2 separate regions of the Homo sapiens genome follow, and region 2 is linked to region 1. The links are chromatin contacts, found by Hi-C or POLR2A ChIA-PET in ENCODE. All regions are on one chromosome and are shown on one strand. The core of a region is the stretch at or near the end of the contact, and the rest is flanking DNA. Distances in the headings are between cores, read along the strand shown. Region 1 holds the start of SPRYD4 (SPRY domain containing 4). Region 2 holds the start of RBMS2 (RNA binding motif single stranded interacting protein 2).

Region 1 (5,808 bases), core at 2,330-4,829:
TGACTCGCGCACAGCTCTGCATGTTGCTGCAGCTGAAGGTACTGAAGGGTTAAGGAGGGGAGGAGGAGGGTAATCATAAGACCCTTTCTTTTTCACCAAAAGTACCTTCATTATATGTGCCCTCAAGGTTATAGGGGCAGCAACTAGTTTTATCTAGACACCCTTCGGTTTGCAGCTAGACTATGACTGAGTGCTGCAGGGTACAAAATGGGAAGAGGCCTTTTCCCCTCCCCTCTTGGTAAAGACTTCAGTGGCTAAGTGTCTGCACCAAAGGGTTCAAGACCTGCGCCTTCTCATTTTCCTTCTGCCCATATTCCTAGGACACATCGAAGTTGTTAAATTCCTGATCGAGGCTTGCAAAGTGAATCCTTTTGCCAAGGACAGGTGAGGAATAGGCTAAAAGTGGAGGAGGGTGGGCACAGCTTCTCCACCTACCCTCCAGCCACCATGCAAATATATACAACCACCACTCTCCACGTCTCCTTTGCCTGATCATATCATTATTCCTCTCAGGTGGGGCAACATTCCCCTGGATGATGCTGTGCAGTTCAACCATCTGGAGGTGGTCAAACTGCTTCAAGATTACCAGGACTCCTACACACTCTCTGAAACTCAGGCTGAGGCAGCAGCTGAGGCCCTGTCCAAAGAGAACTTAGAAAGCATGGTATGAGCACAGGTCATGGACAGCCCCTGCTCAAGAAAAAGCATGAGCTGGCCACACATGTAATCCATAACCACCAAAAATACTATGGAGAGCTACACTGCTTCAGTGGGGACCAAGCAGTCATTTGGTGACTTAGGCTAGTGCTTTCTATGGGAGTCAAAATACCCCATTCCCTCAGCAGACAGAGTACAGAGAAGGGCCTCAGAGGACACCTGCAGTACAGCTATCCAGAGAGACTGGGCTTCAAGGTACAGCCTAATGGCTTGCCCCACTCAAAACCATCCCAGCTCTTCACCCAGGTCTCCTCTTCCTCTCCCTGAAGAAACCATCATGAGAGAGATACTCTGGTGGAGGGACTCTAGCTACCATGCACATGTACATATCCACAGAATATGGGAAGTGGGAATGGCTATATACATGGCTTTAGTAGTCTGGAGAAATCTACTCCCCTTGGCCAGGACATGCTGCTGCTACTGCTAACAGCCAATTTTATAGACAGAGAAAGTATTTTGTGTTCAAATAAACTTTAATTACCAAATCATTTTTGCTAAACCCAGTCCTTCTTTCTTCCCTAGGGGTATCTAGCTTCATCACCATCATAGAAGGTAGAAAAAGATGGAATCACAGGGTCAAAGCACAGCTTCTCTACCTACCCTACCAAACAGTACATATTCACTTACCCCACCAGGTTTTTCTCAACTCCAAATACTGCTTTAGGTTAAGTGTATTCTGCTGCCAAGGGAAGCATAGGTTTGAGTCTAAACAGGCTCTGAAACAGATTGTGCAAAACCTCAGGCCTCCTTCCTTCCTCGGGAAGTTCCAACTGTGGCAGAAATGAAGATGGAACTTCTCAAGAATAAACAGTTTTGGCCGGGTGTGGTGGCTCACGCCTGAAATCCCAGCACTTTGGGAGGCCAAGGTGGGCTGATCACATGAGGCCAGGAGTTCGAGACCAGCCTGGCCAATATGGCAAAACCCCATCTCTACTAAAAATATAAAAATGAGACGGGCATGGTGGCACACACCTGTAATCCTAGCTACTCAGGAGGCTGAGGCACGAGAGTCGCTTGAACCCAAAAGGCAGAGTTTGCAGTGAGCCAAGATCATGCCACTGCACTCCAGCCTGGGTGACAGAGTGAGACTCTGTCTCAAAAATAAATAAATAGTTTCTAGCACTCATCCCCTAGATATCCCCCAAGTGTCTCTCTTCCCCTTTGGTCAAGGTTATAACTGGGATAATGATTATGACAGACTGGCTGGGTGTCAGAGGTACAGATTTAAGGTAGATGGACTCAGGGTAAGGATAGCTACAGCTGTGTGGGGCTGAAGGTCTGTGGCACTGAGCTACTGGGGAAGGAGGGCTCTGTTTTCATTTTGACACACTGAGTTAATAAAGCACTTACTGAGGGAGCCAGAGCCCAAACTCTAAATGTGCTGTAGAAAAAGGGCCAAGTCATTGACTGCACCACTCCTTCAGCCAGAGGTAGAAAGGATTTACTCTTCAGCCATCTGGTAGAGCCCCAAGAACAAGTTACATGTGGACAAAGGGAGGGAGAGGTATCATGGTGATTAATAAATTCAAACAAAGCTGAATGATAAGACCCCAGGATGGAATACAGTCTGAGAAAGGCCTGGGCAAAGGGAGGCAGAGGGACTGAAGGAAGCAGGTCAAGGAAGATACACCCATGGTAGCCTAGGAAATTGGCAGTAGTTGGTGGGTGGGGAAAAGGAGGGTTTGGCTGTATGCCTAGCTTTCACAAGGTAGGGGATGAGGAAGATGATCATGATATTGCACAGAGGACCCAACACTGAATTGTGGGAGCTAGAGGTTGCTTGAGGCAAAGTAAAAAGGCTTCGGACACTTTCAAAAGGAGGCTGGCCAAAGGCGTGATTAGGGACTCCAGTAATGGACATACTAGAGGCCCTCGGGCACCTCAAGCCCTGAATGGGTCAGCAGCTCCCCATCCCAGAGAGCAAAGGCAGGCACCACTGGACCCCGGAAATCTGTCTGTAGCGTGTGAACCACAGAGACCTGGCTCACATCCACCAGGCTCAGCTTCTGGGCCTCATACTCCAGCAACAGCCCCACCTTCTCTGGCTGCCCAATACCCTCAACTGGGGCTTTCTCGTTGGCCAACATGGTGTACCACTTGCGCTGGGCATAGGTGAACACCCAGGAACGATCATCAACACCAATGCAGCTATCCCGGGACATGTCCACATCTGCCACTCCTATCCGGAACTGCTGGGAGCGCTTCACTGTCACTTCCCAGTAGTGTCTGCCACTGGTGACCGCTGTGTCTGCCAGCACCACTGCCCACTCCCGGAAGCGCTCCACATTCAAGGCCACCTTGGTGGGCTCCAATCCCACCAAGCCATATTTGACACCCGTATCATCTCTGAAGAGTGCCAGGCTGCTGTGGGCGGTTTTTTCTTCCAGTTTGAAACTGACGCCTGCGGGCAGAGCAAAAAGACGGGATAATAACAGGGGCTAGAACCCTAGGGCTGGTGATATATTCAGATATGAGGCAGGCAGCCATGATACACGAGCAACTAGGGAAGAGTCAGAATGCCAAGCGGGCAAGAGAGTCGCGAGGTCGCTTTACTACGGATAGCTCACGGAGCTGAAAAACTCGGATTGAGTAAGTCCCGGAATTTAAAGAAACCAAATGGTATCACAGGTTTGGAATCTTAAGACCAAGGCAGGTGGGGAAGGAAAAGACCCGAGAGGGTTGGAGTTGCTTCTCGGAGTGGGGTCTGGGAATAATAGACGGCAGCCATTCTGGAGGTAAAAGAGTAAAAAGAGATAATCCTACCTCTCTGGGCCTCTGTGGAGGCAACTCCCAATCGTTTGGCTCCCCAGCGGCACAAGCGCAAAGAACGTGCAAAAAGCAGCGCCATCTTGCGCCTTGGATGAACCGGGCACGCCTCCCGCTTACAGACACAGCCATCTGCCCGCCCGCTCCCCTAGCACGTGGTGCGCGAGGGGCGGCCGCGCAGTGTTATGACGTAGGCGACGCCCGGGGGCGGGCGGCCGCCAAGGTAGTGGTTTCTGTTCTGTTTCTGCCCGCGGTTAATGCTGCTTATTCAGTTTTTCTGCGTAGACGAACGCTGCTCACATTTGAACTACGTAAAACTTTTAGAGATATAGTGTAGCCAGATGCTTAGAAGTATAGATTTTAAAATTAGACAGTACTGTAATTAGCTTTGATCCCGGCTTCACTGTGTGAGTTTGGGCAACTCACTCCACTTTTCTGAGCCTTAGTGTTCTAATTTATAAAATAGAAATTATATACAGACCTTAGTAATAATTAAGTGAGAATAATCTAGGCCGGGCGCGGTGGCTCACGCCTGCAATCTCAGCACTTTGGGAGGCCGAGGCAGGCGGATCACGAGGTCAGGAGATCAAGACCATCCTGGCCAATATGGTGAAACCCCGCCTCTACCAAAAGTACAAAAATTAGCCGGGCGTGGTGGCGCGCGCCTGTAATCCCAGCTACCCGGGAGGCTGAGGCAGGAGAATCGCTTGAACCAGGGAGTGGGAGGTTGCAGTGAGCCGAGATTCTGCCACTGCACTCCAGCCTGGTGACAGAGCAAGACTCCATCTCAAAAAATAATAATAATTAATCTAGATATATATTGGCAAATAGCAACCATTGGGTAATTCACAGTTGTTTATAATTAATAGTAAATACATAAATACTGTTAATGTTGGTTTTGTATGTTCAAGGCTAGGAACGGATGGTTTAACTCAGCATTCAGTTTTCTGAACTTAACCAAGAGTAGCAATATTTTGGTTCAGGGTATGAGGTAGGAGATTATGGACAGCCTATATTGAACATTTCGATCTGCATTCCATTTTATTTTATTTTTTGAGACAGGGTCTCATTCTGTCACCCAGGCTGCATGCAGCACAGTGGCGCAAACACAGCTCACTGCAACCTTCATCTCCGAGGCACAAGCGATCTTCCTGCTTCAGCCTCCCATGTAGCTGGGACCACATGTGCACGCACCATGCCCCGTTAACTTTTTTGTAGAAACGGGGGTTTCGCTTTGTTGACCAAGTTGTTCTCGAATTCTCGGGCTCAAGCCATCCTCCCACCTTTGCCTCCCAAAGTGCTGTGATTACAGGTGTTAGCCACTATGCCAGGCCTACATTTTTTTAATCAGTCCACTTCTCAAGGTTCTGCTGGCCAGTGCAATAGCAACATACATCCCACCTCCATCCTCCTACCCCTCAAAAAAGGATTTTAGATATATATTTTTAAAATGTATATTCTGAGACGGAGTGTCACTCTATCACCCAGGCTGGAGTGCAGTGGTTTGATCTTGGCTAACTGCAGCCTCTGCCTCTGGAGTTCAAGCAATTTTCCTGTCTCAGCCTCCTGAGTAGCTGGAATTACAGATGCCCACCAACCACACCTGGCTAATTTTTTTTTGAGACTGAGTCTCACTCTGTTGCCCAGGCTGGAGTGCAGTGGCGCAACCTTGGCTCACTGTAACCTCCGCCTCCCGGGTTCAAGCAATTCTCTTGTCTCAGCCTCCTGAGTAGCTGGGACTACAGGCGCATGCCACTACGTCCGGCTAATTTTTGTATTTTTAGTAGAGACGGGTTTCACCATATTGGTCAGGCTGGTCTCAAACTCCTGACCTCAGGTGATCCACCCATCTCAGCCTCCCAAAGTGCTGGGATTACAGACGTGAGCCACTGCACCTGGCCTAATTTTTGTATTTTTAGTAGAGACAGGGTTTCACCATGTTGGCCAGGCTGGTCTCGAACTCCTGACCTCAAGTGATCCACCCACCTTAGCTTCCCAAAGTGCTGGGATTACAGGTGTGAGCCACCACACCTGGCTTCTGGCCTAGATATTTAAAAGCCTAAATAACTAACCAAAAATTCTTCCTCCTCTCCCAGAGTGGTAACTGCCTTGAATGATGCACATGGCCCTAGTTCAGGCCACTGTCATCCTTGGCCTTAAGGCTTTCTCATTTCTTTTATTTATTTATTTTATTTTATTATTTTTTTTATTGAGACTGAGTCTCACTCTGTCACCCAGGCTGGAGTGCAGTGGCAGAATCTCGGCTCACTGCAACCTCCACTGCCCAGGTTCAAGCAATTCTCCTGCCTCAGCCTCCTAAGTAGT
Region 2 (6,200 bases), core at 179-2,678, 53 kb before region 1:
ATATCTACTACTTTGTATCCTCTGACCTATAGCTCCCCATTTCCTCTCCCCTCTACCCATATTTCTTCAGGATATAAACAAAATGAGTACCACACAGACTAAGCCCATAAATCAACATTAAGTGTTTTGGGTCTAAACATTTACCCACTGCATTGATCAGACACTTGTGTTTAAATCCACCTCTAATGGTCTCATTAGGTACATGAGAAAGCAGCAGGAATCGTTCCTCACCCTCCAACATTCCATTAGATGAGCAAAAGATTCCCTAAATGTCTATGTCACATTTTTTCTTCAAAGAACAGCTACAACACAAAGAGAGGGTAAAGAGTCTTCTTCCTGCTACAGCATGAAATTCCTCCTAATCAGTATGCTGTGCGCCCTGAAATGCCAGAAACTGCCAAATATATTCCTTGTCAAATATGGACAAGATTGTCCATCTCTCCCCATGTGCCCAAGGACAGCACAATTCTCTGGCAGCCATGGGTTAATCATAAAGACTCCTAGGATCACTGCAAAGTCTGGCTATCTGCAGAGGTCCAAGTATCAGTTCAAATACAAGATCCAAAGTATCACAGCGCTCTGTGCCTTAATCCCAAGGTGCGATGTCTCTCAAGACTCCTTCTCTATAGGCTGGGTGGGGTAGGATCTGTAGTCTAGAAGAGTATACCCAGCTCTTGATAAACTGTTGTGGTTTCTCTGACTATCTATGATTTCAGCTATCTAATACTACTGGTGGTATGGGTAGGAGGGAAGGTTGGGGAGAGAATGGAAACAGTTAATCAAAAAATAAAATAATCTTGTGGGGTGGGGTGGACTGGGGGACAGGGTCTGAAATGACATATTATCCTTGTGGAGATTGATACATCAGCAGGAAGTCAAACTAACTTCATTTCATAAGGATACAAACTTGCAAGCTTGATTTGTTTTTAATTCCCCTGTCTTTTCAGGCCTCGCAGAGACTGAAAGTTCCCTGAACTCCAGAACCAGTTGAGGAAAGATGCAGAAAGCAGTAGTGGAAAAGGGAGAAGCGCGGTGAGGAATTAGGAATCTTGAGAGAGGAAGCCCCTTCCCCTCTTTAAAAAGAATGTAAAAACCAAGGGCATTGCAAGATCCCCAGAAAAAGAAGTAGCTAGATACCAAAAAAGCGCTTTTCCCTACCTTCTTGTTGTTTCTATTGTAGCCAAAAGTCGAAATCCCGGGCCTGGAAGTCACGGATAGCAGCATTTTCTCTTTAATGTTAGGGAACGAGCGAGAGAGAGAGAGAGAGAGAAAGGGAGGGGGTAAGAAAGACGGGGAGGGAGGGAGGAGGGGAGCGAGGGAAAGGGGGAGAGGGAGGGAGGAAAAAAGGGAGGGGGAGGAGAAAGGAGGAGAAAAGGAGCAGGAGGAGAGAGATGAAGGGGGGCTGCGGGCAGAGAATGAGCTCGGGCTGCTCCTTTACGTCACTGAGAGAAGTTAACAGAGTCTGAATGAGGCAGAGGCACTTCCACTGGGTCCTAATGCCCAAGATGTTTTTTTTTGTTTGTTTTTCATAGTCTCAGGAGTTAAAGCTAGAAAGAAGAGTTCTTAGGTCTAACCCCTTTCAAATTTATCCCCTTTCCTCTATGAACAAGTTCCGATTCTCATATAAAGACAATGAGGGCTTTATTTCCACCCTTAGATCTCAGCTATAAGATTTCAAGCTTGATTTTAAAGGGGCTCCTGAGACATTGCCTTGGAGAACACGCAAAAAAAAAAAAAAAAAAAAACAGAGTTAGAGTGTGTGAGATAAGCTCAGGGCTTCCCCTACTTTACACTTACAGTGATTTTTTTTTTTTTTTTTTGAGACAGAGTTTTAGTCTGTCACCCAGGCTGAAGTGCAGTGGTGCAATCCCGGATCCGGCTCACTGCAACCTCCACCTTCCGCAATTCTCCTGCCTCAGCCTCTCGAGTAGCTGGGATTACAGGTGACCACCACCACACCCAGCTGATTTTTGTATTTTTTAGTAGGGACGGGGTTTCGCCATCTTGGCCAGGCTGGTCTCGAACTCCTGACCTCAAGTGATCCACCCACTCAACCTCCCAAAGTGCTGGGATTACAGGCATGAGCCACCACCCCTGGCCCATTTATAGTGATCTTAATGTACAAAGGAACAAACAGAGGAACACACCAAAGAGCAGAGCTAAGCAAAACAGAGTATGGGGTATAACTAGTTTCAGATCCTTAGATGTGTTTCTCTTGGGTCATACCAATGGGCTGATGCCCCTCACTCCTATTTCAGATTCTCCGAGGAATGAGTTCATACTTAAGAAGGAATTATCAGACTGGACTATATCATGAAACTTGGTGCCTTGTTATTTCTCTAACAATTGCAGGCTATCTTATTTAACACTTTACCCTGCTATTTCCTCATCTTTAAGATCCATGAAACTGAAACAATTACAGTAACTCACCAAACCTGGAGTTTATGTCTAAATTGAAGTCTACAGTTGGGATGTCTGCTTTGAGTTGTCTTTGAGCTGTTTAAAAAAAAAAAATACTTAAGAAGCATATGCTTCAACAGAATAAAAACACAAAATTCTTAGGAAGGAATACAAATTTCAGAGTCAAGAACCTAATAGAGTTGCAACACTTACCTCTACTAGTTTCCAAAGAATGTCTTTGTAGGCGTAACCTTAACAAGAAAGGAAACCAAAAACTTAAGAATGATATCCAGTAACCCCTACCAATCCAAGTGCAATAGGGATGTTAAATGAAAGCCTTCAAATCCCTTCATAAGGCCACCTTGCTGCCATCCTAAGTAGTTTCTTGAGATATAAATTAACCCTGTCTGTTTTGTGACAACAAATATTAAGCCCAAACCCTCCCTCAAATGAAGTTCTGGTCTCTATTCTAGTTTCCGTGTCACTTTTTTGCTATGATAATGGAACAGACAGTATTAGTATTCTGCAGAGTAAATATACATACCCTACCCCCAATCTCTAACTTTCATTTCCAATAGGACAGGAAGTGCCTGCTCAGCTCAGGGGACACAGGAAGGGTGGGAGAGCCTCAGTGTGGGAATTGCAACTGAGACTGGAAACACAGCAGCCAAATGCAGTAAATAAATAAATGAAGGCATCACTCAGTGATATCTTTTTTTTTTTCTGAGACAGAGTCTTGCTCTGTTGCCCAGGCTAGAGTGCAGTGGTGCTATCTTGGCTCACCGCAACCTCTGCGTCCCGGGTTCAAGCGATTCTCCTGCCTCAGCCTCCCGAGTAGCTGAGACTATAGGCATGCGCCACCATGCCCGGCTAATTTTTTTGTATTTTTAGTAGTCTTGTTGGCCAGACTGGTCTCAAACTCCCGACCTCAGGTGATCTGCCCGCCTTGGCCTCCCAAAGTGCTGGGATTACAGGAGTGAGCCACCGCGCCCGGCCCATATATATATATATATATATTTTTTTAAGTCCTTTTTCTGCTCTCAGAGACTCTCATTAACCAATTTATCCTTGCTGTTTAGGCCCTTGGATGATATCTTCTCCTTTACCCTAACAATGTGGTACAGAAACCTTTCTCTTGAAGGCCTGATTCATAAAGGCAATCAACCCAATTTAACTTTTTTTTTAAGTCTAATTTTTCTTTCTACTTTTTTTTTTTCCCCCTGAGACAGAGTCTCACTCTGTCGCCAGGCTGGAGTGCAGTGGTGCAATCTTGGCTCACTGAAACCTCTGCCTCCCGGGTTCAAACGATTCTCCCGCCTTAGCCTCCTGAGTAGCTGGTACTACAGGCATGTGCCACGACGCCCAGCTAATTTTTGTATTTTTAGTGGAGACGGGGTTTCACCATGTTGGCCAGTCTGGTCTCGAACTCCTGACCTCAGGCAATCCACCCGCCTTGGCCTCCCAAAGTGCTGGGATTACAGGTGTGAACCACGGCACCCGACCGAAAAATCTAAATTTTTATAATCTGGTAAATTAGGACCACAGAAGTAAAATGACCCGGATATGCAAACTGATGCCAAAGGTGTATTATGTTAAAGAGCACCAACAAAACTGGAAACTAAATCCTTCATTCTGGTGAGTATATGTATTATAAACATATATTTTTTTTTATGACAGGGTCTCACTCTGTCACCTAGGCTGGAGTGCAGTAGCACAATCACGGCTCACAACAGGCAGCTTTGACTTCCCCAGGTTCAGGTGATCCTCACACCCATCCCACCCCTCCCCACCCTGTAGCTGGGACTACAGGCATGCACCACCACACCTGGCTAACTTTTGTAATTTTTTTTTTTTTGGTAGAGACGGGGTTTCATCATGTTGCCCAGGCTGGTCTTGAATTCCTCAGCTCAAGCAATTTGCCCACCTCAGTCTCCAAAACTGCTGGCATTACAGGTGAGTATATTTGTAAAGGAGTTATGGAATTCTGTGGAAATGATGGGGAAGGTAATGGTGTTCTGTGGTTAGATTCAGGAAGTATACGGGAGGAGGAAGAATCCTACTTCCTCCAGTGTATTTACTTTGACGCCCTTCTGCTTTGCCCATTACATTGCCCACATTTTTCCAGATTTAGTCAATGCCTCTCTAATTCTTGGTTCTCATGAACCCAGCACTCAGGAATTGTTTTGAAGGGAAAAAAGCAAAATGAGAGTTATCTGTAACTTCTTTGGGGAAGAGACATTTGTACCTGATTCAATATAGGCTTGTTTGTGATTTCTCCAGAAAAACAACTCTTTTAAACAAGTGTCCAAGGTGAAGGAGTAGGGGCTAGGTCAACCCCAAAATGTAGCTGAAAAATGTCCCAGCACTTTGGGAGGCTGAGGTGGGCAGATTGCTTCAGTCCAGGAGTTCAAGACCAATGTGGGCAACATGGCAAAACCCCATTTCTGCTAAAAATACAAAAAACTAGCCAGGCATGGTAGTGCATATCTGTAGTCCCAACTCCTCAGGAGGCTGAGTTGGGAGAGCCATCTGAGCCTGGGAGGTCGAGGCTGCAGTGAGCTGAGATGGCGCCACTGTACTCCAGCCCAGGCAACCAAAGTGAGATCCTGTCTCAAAATAAAAGAAAAAGAAAAATAAAGAAAAATGTTTGCATGCCTCTATTGGCCCCTCCATATCAGAGTGGAGAATTCAGAAGAATGTATTACCTGTAGATGTGCTGGACCCTAGCCAGACATTCCAATGGAGACAGGCTGGTGTGGTATATGTGGTTGAAAGCAATGAGACAGGTCAGTTTGCGTGTGAGGCTCTGATTGTGGCTAAGAGACCTGAACAAGGTATATTAGAGCCAAAGAAACATTTTTCCCTAGGTATAAATACTCCCTGTGGATTATCTTCTCATTCCACTGATTAACTTTTGTGTCCAAAAGGCTATGTAATGGAAATAGTCCAAAAAGTTGAGTTTATTGGCCAGGTGCGGTGGCTCATGCCTGTAATCCTGGCACTTTGGGAGGCCGAGGTGGGCGGATCACTTGAGGTGAGGAGTTCGAGACCAGCCTAGTCAACATAGTGAAACCCTGTCTCTACTAAAAATACAAAAATTAGCCAGGCGTGGTGGCACACGCCTGTAATCCCAGCTACTTGGGAGACTGAGGCAGGAGAATCGCTTGAACCTGGGAGGCAGAGGTTGCAGTGAGCTGAGATCATGCCACTGCACTCCAGCCTGGGCAACAGAGTGAGACTCTGTCTCAAAAAAAAAAAAAGCTGAGTTTATTTCCTGGTAAAAAAGATGAGATTATGTCTTAGGGAAAAGTAAAAAACAAAACAAAACAAACAAACAAACAAAAACAGTTTATTGAACATACCAGTTTCCTTAGGCAAGAAATGTTAATGAGCTACATCAAACAATAAAGCAAAGCTTAGCCGTGACCCCTTCTGATGTAGGATGGAATGACAAAATTGGTCTAAAACAAAAAATTGGAAAAGTTTGTCTTTTTACCTCTTTGACTTACCTTACTGGCAAACAAGGAAAAAGACAGCTCTGAAGAATTATTTCTTTCACACCTGGATATCAGTGCTAACAGGCCTCTTCTCCTATAGCAACAGATATTCCTGGACAAACATTGCTTCAGAGAATATTCTAATAAAATTGTCAAATGGACTTTTCCTTTGCCGGACGCTGAAGGAATACAGGAACCAAATCATTTAGAATCACTGGGCTAGAAAATTAGCATATTGTAGAAAGAAAAGACTAGAATGAATTCTATGTAACCCAGAATATACTACATTGATTTTATGGTGGT

The links. Hi-C counts contacts between places; a loop is a spot of excess contacts on that map. ChIA-PET counts read pairs that join two places held with the same protein, here RNA polymerase II (POLR2A). Pooled maps may share reads with other maps.
Region 2: a loop to region 1 is called in a pooled map, with 2.4 times the contacts of the local background. The contact joins the promoter of RBMS2 here to the promoter of SPRYD4 in region 1. A Hi-C loop is called at or near these places in 1 of 168 maps with a recorded cell type or tissue (astrocyte of the cerebellum) and 1 of 50 pooled maps. POLR2A ChIA-PET finds 5 or more read pairs at or near these places in 5 of 52 experiments (GM12878, K562, WTC11 and 2 more).

What each region holds. Positions count from the first base shown.
Region 1 is chr12:56,466,349-56,472,156 of GRCh38, reverse strand. It overlaps SPRYD4 (SPRY domain containing 4), which reads right to left and starts at 3,579. Exons shown (of 2, transcript NM_207344.4): 1 at 3,481-3,579; 2 at 1-3,118. The coding sequence starts at 3,565. The coding sequence ends at 2,580. It overlaps GLS2 (glutaminase 2), which reads left to right. Exons shown (of 18, transcript NM_013267.4): 16 at 1-38; 17 at 321-384; 18 at 514-1,205. The coding sequence ends at 670. RefSeq lists enhancers at 2,732-2,861, 3,282-3,331, 3,652-3,831, 3,842-3,911.
Region 2 is chr12:56,517,048-56,523,247 of GRCh38, reverse strand. It overlaps RBMS2 (RNA binding motif single stranded interacting protein 2), which reads right to left and starts at 1,428. Exons shown (of 14, transcript NM_002898.4): 1 at 1,159-1,428. The coding sequence starts at 1,224. RefSeq lists an enhancer at 250-993.